Linked DNA regions of Homo sapiens: region 2 is linked to region 1. The links are chromatin loops, found by intact Hi-C in ENCODE. Cell type or tissue: GM12878. All regions are shown on one strand.

Region 1 (4,000 bases):
TTTCTTTTCTTTCTTTTTTTGTTTTGTTTTGTTTTGTTTTGTTTTTTTGAGATGGAGTCTCACTCTGTCACCCAGGCTGGAGTGCAGTGGCACAATCTCAGCTCACTGGAACCTCCGCCTCCCTGGTTCAAGCAATTCTCCTGCTTCAGTCCCCCTAGTGGCTGGGATTACAGGCATGCATCAACACGCCTGGCGAGTTTTTTTGTATTTTTAGTAGAGACGAGGTTTCTCCATGTTGACCAAGCTGGTCTCAAACTCCTGACCGCGGGTGATCCGCCCACCTCGGCCTCCCAAAGTGCTGGGATTACAGGCGTGAGCCACGGCGCCTGGCCTGTTTAAACATTTCTTATCTTCCTGACAAGAGTATAATCCTCAAAAGAGCAGGGATTTGTCTTATATTGTATGACTCAACCACCAAGACTAGCACCATCATAGGCAGTCTGCTCTCCATATCAGTGGGTTCCATGTCTGTAGATTCAACCAACCGTGGATTGAAAATATTTGGAAAAAAAAACATTCTACAAAGTTCCAAAAAGCAAAACTTGAATTTGCTCCATGCCAAGTACCACTTTGAATCCACACAAATGAAGTCATGTGTAGGCTTTGTAGTAGGTGTTTTCAGTAATCTAGAGGTGATTTAAAGTATACAGGAGGATATACATAGGTTATTTGCAAATACTACACCATTTTATACAAGGGACTTTAGTATCCTTGGATTTTGGTATCTGTGGAGGGTCCTGGAACCAATCTCCCATAGACACCTCATGAATAGTAGATATACAACTATATATGTAATAAGAGATAATTGGGAACTCAACAGTAGTCTAGAGAGTTGGAAAATCCTGGAATCAAATCATAGCTTTGCCATTTCCTAGCCATAGTGATGTAACCTTGGTTTTGCTATTTACCCTTCACCAGCCTCACTTGCTGCATCTATAAAACGTGGTTGTTCTCTGCTATTGTCAGTATTGTTGATGTGGTTGTGGTGGTGTCAGCAGTCTCCTTTTACTCAATAACTGGAAGAACATCCATGTCTGTGACAAGAGACAATTTTTTATTTAAGAAATCTTTCCGGGCATGGTGGCTCACACCTGTAATCCCAGCACTTTGGGAGGCCAAGGCAGGCGGATCATCTGAGGTCAGCAGTTCGAGACCAGCCTGGCCAACATAGTGAAATCCCATCTCTGCTAACAATACAAAAATTGGCTGGGCGTGCTGGTGCATGCCTGTAATCCCAGCTACTCGTGAGGCTGAGGCAGGAGAATGGCTGGAAACCAGGAGGGAAGCAATGAGCCAAGATCACATCACAGCCAGGCATGGTGGCTCACACCTGTAATCCCAGCACTTTGGGAGGCCAAAGCGGGCAGATCACTTGAGGTCAGGAGTTCAAGACCAGCCTGGCCAACATGGCAAAACGTCATCTCTACTAAAAATACAATTAGCTGGACATGGTGGTGCATGCTTGTAATACCAGCTACTTGGGAGGCTGAGGCAGAAGAATCACTTGAACCTGGGAGGTGGTGGTTGCAATGAGCCTAGATCATGCCACCGCACTCCCATCTGGGTGACGGAGTGAGACTCCATCAAAAAAAAAAAAAAATTTTTTAACTATGTCTTTAAACTCTCTTCAGAAAATTTATTGACACTTATCGTTGTATTTTTCTGAAGTTTTTCTTTCAAACTCCTAAAAAATGTATGGGAAGGCAATAAACACAAAGGAAAGGGAATATTAATAATATATATGTTCACTCTTAAAAATCCAAACAAATGATATCACAAAAGTATTTGCTGTCAAATATCACTTTGTGATCTTTGATGGGTGTTCAACCTCAGTTATGAACCATATGTCAGATGTGGGGATGATTTTATGGTTCATTGCAGCCTTGGTAGAAGTCTTTAACCCCATGACAGTTGCTTCAGTGAGAAAGTTCAAAACTACCTTCAGTCATTTCAAATATGACAACATTGACTTGCTTTTTGCTATTTTGAGTCTATTCTGCAGCATAGAGGTATACCAAAAAGGCATCTGAGCAGACATGTGGCAGTCTTCTGATGTGCTAATATTTGTATGCCTGCATGACTCTGATTCTCACATGCCAAAATAGTTAAAGAAGCAGATGTAGGTTAAAAATTGTCGTTTTTTTTTCTTTCTAAGTCATTGCACACAGCTTTTATGCATCATTTGTTTTCCATTATGCAAACTTTAGTATCTTGTTTACCACCGTTCAGATGGACTATTCCTATTTTGGAAAGTTTCTGAGTTTCTGTGAATTGGTCAAGGGTGAGATTTCAACATATAAGGAGCAGTGATTATTCAGTTAAAGAGGAATTTATGATCAACAATGAGTAGTGCAATAAATGCTCAGGAAAGTGAAGAGTTGAACTTGCTAGGGACCTGTCATTCATCTGAACATTCCTTGCTTATTGAGCAAATATCACATTCCAGGCACTTCACTGGGCACTGAGAGTAGATGAGTTGCTTTTCTTAAGAATACTATATATTGTCCTTCACATTTTTGATCCTTAATTAAGATGATCTAATTAACAACTCAAAGCGGAAAACATTGCCACTCCAGAAGATTGGTCTAAACATAAAGAAAAGAGTGTAAAAATCAGTCTCTCAACTATTGTCTTGTTGACTTCCTAGCCATGGTCTTTAAAGCTTTTCAGTACAGTGCCTCCCTAACATCATTATTTCATTAACCCCATTTTTCACAACATTAAATATATTGTCTTATGTAAAGTCAATTAGGGCAAAGCTTCTAAGCTGTAAGTGCATGCTTCATTTAGCCCTTTTACAACTTTCATTTCTCTATTTTGTTGCCATTCTTCCCATCCTTAGAAAAGGTTCTTTCCACTATATCTCCACTAAATCAAGACTGCTTTTCTCAAACTCAAGCAATAGATTCATTTCTCCCAGGAAATCCTTTTAGCATGGCTCGAGTAATGTTGTCCACTCAAATAAACGACATTCCAATCAATGTCATACAATATCTAGATCATTCTAAAATATAAATGTCCTTGGTAAATATTCATTTATTATGCACCTTGCACAGAGCAGCTATATAATTAATATCTGGTGAATGCATAAAATTCCGTTTAATTTCTCACATCTTTAGATGAAGTCTTTCCAATCTACCATCATTTTCTATCACTGTACATTTTAACACTCCGAACAGGAAAATAAATCAATTACAAAGTTATAAAGACCATTAGCAATATTAAGAAAACTTATGTGAAAAAATGTTGGCAAGATGGTGGAATTGAATTTTCCAGCACTCATGCCTCCCACAGAAACACTGATTTGAACAACTATCCATGCATGAAAATACCTTACAAGAGGCAAGGAAACCAAGTAAGAGATTACAGCACCTGGGTGTGGCACAGAAATGAGAAAAGGCACCTTGAAGAGGGTCAGAAGGACAGTCTCACATTATCCATGTCACCTCTCCCCCATGTCCAGGCAGCACAGGCTGGAGAGGAGATAACTTCTGCTTAGGAGAAGGAAAGGAAGGAGAGCATAGAACTTTGCCTTGAACCCCAATACCCAGCCCACTCCAGTAAAACCCAACACTGAGTAGGTGCAGATGGACACAGACTCTGGCTCAATACCCACAGGCTAAACTTCCAGGCCTACCCAGGCACCAGACTGGATCCCATAGGCCCAAGCTCCAGGCCTGCAATGTATACACAGTCTCTGAACTGCCCCACCACTAAGCCAACCCCAGCCAACCCAGTCTCTAGACCACCCCCAGCACCAGGCTGACCCCCACAGCACCAGGCTTCAGGCATGGCCCAGCACAAGGCTGGCACTCAGAGCCCACGCCATCAAACCAGCACCTGCAGGCCAGGGACCCATCAGTTGAGATACAGGCACCAGATTTTCTCAGCACTAGACCAGCCCCTGTGGCCATAGGCTCCAGGCCAGTAACCGTGGACTGAGCCTATAAGTCTGCACCGGCCACAAATAGGATCTTGCAACCCCAGGTTCCAGGCCAGT
Region 2 (4,000 bases), 150 kb before region 1:
TAAGTGTGACAGTAAAGTGTGTAAGCCCATCCAGCAGGACAGCTGGGTGTCTGTAAGACGACGGAGGCCTCTGAGAACAGGAGAGCAGGGAAGCTCGAACTCATGGTCTCTCATACACACTATGGACATATGTTTGTGTAATGAGGAGAACGAACGGGAGGAAAGGCTATTTTGTAACATGGATCCGGGAGCGTGCCCCTGGGCAGCTCACGGATACTGAAAAATAGTGGTTGTCTTCCACAAGTAGCAGAAACCTTGGGTGATCCACTCAAGCCACAGGCAGCAGGCTGGCCCTTCAAAGTGGAGCCCTGGGACGCTTGGAGGAGCTGAGGTGGAATAAACAAAGGTTAAATTCTCTTTCACTTACTTCTAAGTGACAGGTTTTAATTAAAGATAATTCACACTTGAATTGATCCTCTCAGTTCCTGCTGCTGACAGACTAGGAGACTGTCAAGGGAGGAACTGCGTGGCAAGAAGACCTGGATACGGATGGGGAGGGACGGAGGGGAGATGTACTTGCGCGCACTCACCAAAATTAAAAGGTGGGGGAAAGACACCAAAAGGTGGATACTATGGATAAATGTGGTCTACTATACCTAGGGATTTCAATGTTTTTCCTCCCTTAAAAAGTCACTAAATAACTTGTCTTTGTGGAGTAAAAGAACATGTATCCCAATGTCACTTTTTACTAGTTTCAAATATTACAGAAAGATATTTATTTCATGATACTAACAATAGGATAGATGCAAGTGTTCCTATTATATAATTCAAAAACTGACACTGAGAGAATGACATATGGGACAGGTCATATGGAATAGAGGGTCCAGGGTGATAAGAGAAACTCCAGTTCCTCCAGACAAGACTCCAACCTGGCTCTAAGCAAAAGAGAATCTGACAACATTAGTGGCTTTTGCAATTCAAGCCATTCCTGCCTTTGTTTGCCAAAGCTAAAAAAAATTTAAATATATAAAAAAATTATTCTTGCTAAAATTCTATTTCTGAGGTCACAGCTGCAGGAGCAAGATTAACATATGCTAAAGCTAGAACTACTGAAGGTTGATTGTACACATTTTTTCAAATGCAGCTTAATCGCCCAAGAATGCAGAATCAAATTTCAGATGTATTTAAAGTGTGAAAAATATTTATATAATTTTGTCTCTCCAGATAAATATTAAAATCCCAAACCACTCTACTTAAAGTCCCTGAATCTCTGTTGAATCCCACCTCCATACAAGGCAGGCTCTCAGAGCTCAGCAAAATTCTATCTATCCACAGAGGTCCCGCTCAAATTCCACATTCTCCATGAAGCCTCCTCCTCATGCCCTAACAGGAATTAACTCTCACCTCTGTGAAACCCCATAGCACTTTGTCTCCCTAATGTGGCACTTATGTGCCATGAATGGTAGTTACCTGGACATGCACACATCTTATTTCCCCTGCTTTCCTATTGAATTGTACAATCCCCAAGGGAAGGAACCATAACTTACACATCAGCATATCTCCTCTAACAGCCTAGTGAAATACATCCTGCTTAGGAGGTGTTAAGTATATTTTTTAAATGAATGATGACTGCATGAAAATTCTCCTGGGTACGCAGGCTTTCCTTTTAAAGTTTTGTCTTAGAATATGGAAAGCAAGATTCTGCCGTTTGCACCTAGCCTGCGGCTACTTCTTCACCACAAAATCACAAATGAATACCATCTGCTATTTCTCTCTGCTAGGTCCCTCTGGAGATTCCCTTTAGGTTAATTGGCCACTCTCTGTTCTAGCCCCGACTCTCTCTCAGTTCTTACTCCTGGGAAAACCTCAGCTGGGCCAGAGGTCTAGGACACTGCTAAGTTATATGTTCAAAACCATATGTTCTTCCTCTTTAAGTTCCTAATTATTACTTTCTTTTAGGTTATCTTCATTTCCTCCCTCCTGAAATGTTCCCTTTTCAGGTCTCTCCTGAAACTATCTCCTTCGAGTCATCTACAGAACATAAGGCGAGCAGATGGTGCTGCGATTGCACTGGTAATTACCCCCTGAGAAAAGCAACCTTCTTCCCAAAGCAGGTAATTTGGACTAAAATAGAACTTTTGCCAGAATAACCCAGGTAAGTAGGGTGTTGAGCTTTATACGTACACAATCATATTTTATGCAATAGAAACCATCACCATTTGTTTTGGACAAAACCAGGCTGTTTCTTGCCCCCTACAACGAAGGGGGCCAACTTTAAAGGCTAAAATTAACTTGTTTCTACTCTAAGCCTCCAACTCCAATTCCAATGGTGTGTTTTGAGGCACCTGATCACAGTACAGGAACTTGGGGATCTCCTCTTACTAGCAATCATGTGCACTACTTCTCATATCTAGTTTTTAAGCATCATGACTTATTTAATATTTATTTTAAAGGAAATTCCTGAAGTGCAGATACCATCAGTATGTAAATTTTTCGACTTTTTGTGGAAACCAATATCATATCCTTAAACCCAGGCTTAGGACACAATGGGGAAAAAAACAAAACTACCTCTTCGCTTGAAAGGAAACAAATTTTGCCTGCACTTTCACTGGTTTCTTATTGTAGCTGCAAGCCATGATCTGCTGAAATACTTCTCTGACAGCAAGAGTAACTAGAGTGCTTTCAGCCCAAGAACAGGCCACTCTATGTCATTGGGCAAAAATGGCAAAAGGTCGTCCAAATGAACTTCACATAAGAGGAAGAGAAGCAGTGAGAAATGATAATTGCCCTTTCCGATCCAGACCAGGTCCAATTACCATCAATTGGACCACCACATCGTGGTGGTGTTTTTCCTCTTTTATCTGGTGTAAGAGTTTGATAACCCAAAGGCTGTAATTGTGTTGTAGGGCTAATTAAAAAGGAGGCCAGGATTTTCATATGTATCGCCAACACAAAAGCAAGATATTTATTGCACTTGGCACATAACAGAGGTTAAAATTTCATTGAAAAGAGGTTTCAGAAATTAACATAACTATATGTCTCTGCTTTTTTCTTCTTCTCTTCTAGTAATGCAAAGCAGAACAGGAAAAAAATACTTAAGGATAAAAAAGCTCATTCTAAACATGTCAGCCTCATCAATGTTATGGATAGGTAACAACCAATTTTATAATAAAGAACCTGTGTTTTCCAGTTTGGTGTTTCAGTTCTTAACTTACAAAGCTCTTTTGTAATGTTTGGTCATCTCTTCCTCCACTTTTTCTGACATTACAAATATGTTCAGACTCCTTTCTGCATCAGCCTTCTAAACTATCTACTCCATAATGAACTTGCTGGGGAAAAGTGAAAGTGGAAAAAGTGAGATGTTTTCTATTAGTCAACATTAGGAAATCTCTTAAGGAATTACTTTGCTGTTTAAAAGTTGCTCACCTGTATTCATGGGAGAGAAAATGCATGTCACAATGTAGCATTAAGCAGCATCAGAACTTCACAAGTATTAGCATTTCAAATAAGTCACAATTCTCTAAGGCTGGTGACTAGGAAAAATAACTCTTAGTCATTCTTAAGAGTAAACTTAAACCAAGTAATTGTGGTTAATATCAGACTAGCTGATTTGTGTAGTCATGAAAATATCAGCAGAGTTCCTTTACAAAAGGAAACAGATTAATAAAAAGTATTTATTATTATAACTAATATCCAATAATTGATTAATATTCATTACAGACTCTGCCAATATAAATAGTTCTCTTTGAACCCAACTATAAGTAATAATTGCTCTTCACATATAATTAGTACCTCAAAACATTACTTAGGTCTCATGAGACCACAAACTGCACCTCCTGTTAAAGGTAATGTGACATTATGGATCTAGAACCAGAAATACCATTTGACATAGCAATCCCATTACTGGGTATGTACCCAAAGGACTGTAAATCATTCTGCTGTAAAGACACATGCACACATGTTTACTGCAGCACTATTTACAATAGCAAAGACTTGGAATCAACCCAAATGCCCATCAATGATAGACTAGATAAAGCAAACGTGGCACATATGCACCATG

Evidence for each region. Hi-C counts contacts between places; a loop is a spot of excess contacts. Peaks named below come from ENCODE experiments on the same cell type or tissue, not always from the same donor. Only the 100,000 strongest peaks of a DNase experiment are listed, where the experiment ranks them.
Region 2: a loop joins it to region 1, with 8 times the contacts of the local background. A loop is called at or near these places in 1 of 110 quality-filtered maps.

What each region holds. Positions count from the first base shown.
Region 1 is chr13:103,029,747-103,033,746 of GRCh38, reverse strand. No RefSeq gene overlaps it. Among named protein-coding and RNA genes, the nearest start is that of SLC10A2, 35 kb to the left of the region's middle. In GM12878, no CTCF peak of the experiment used is centred here; DNase peaks (open chromatin) are centred at 2,046 and 2,824; H3K27ac peaks cover 3,819 bases.
Region 2 is chr13:103,177,191-103,181,190 of GRCh38, reverse strand. No RefSeq gene overlaps it. Among named protein-coding and RNA genes, the nearest start is that of SLC10A2, 110 kb to the right of the region's middle. In GM12878, no CTCF peak of the experiment used is centred here; a DNase peak (open chromatin) is centred at 1,720.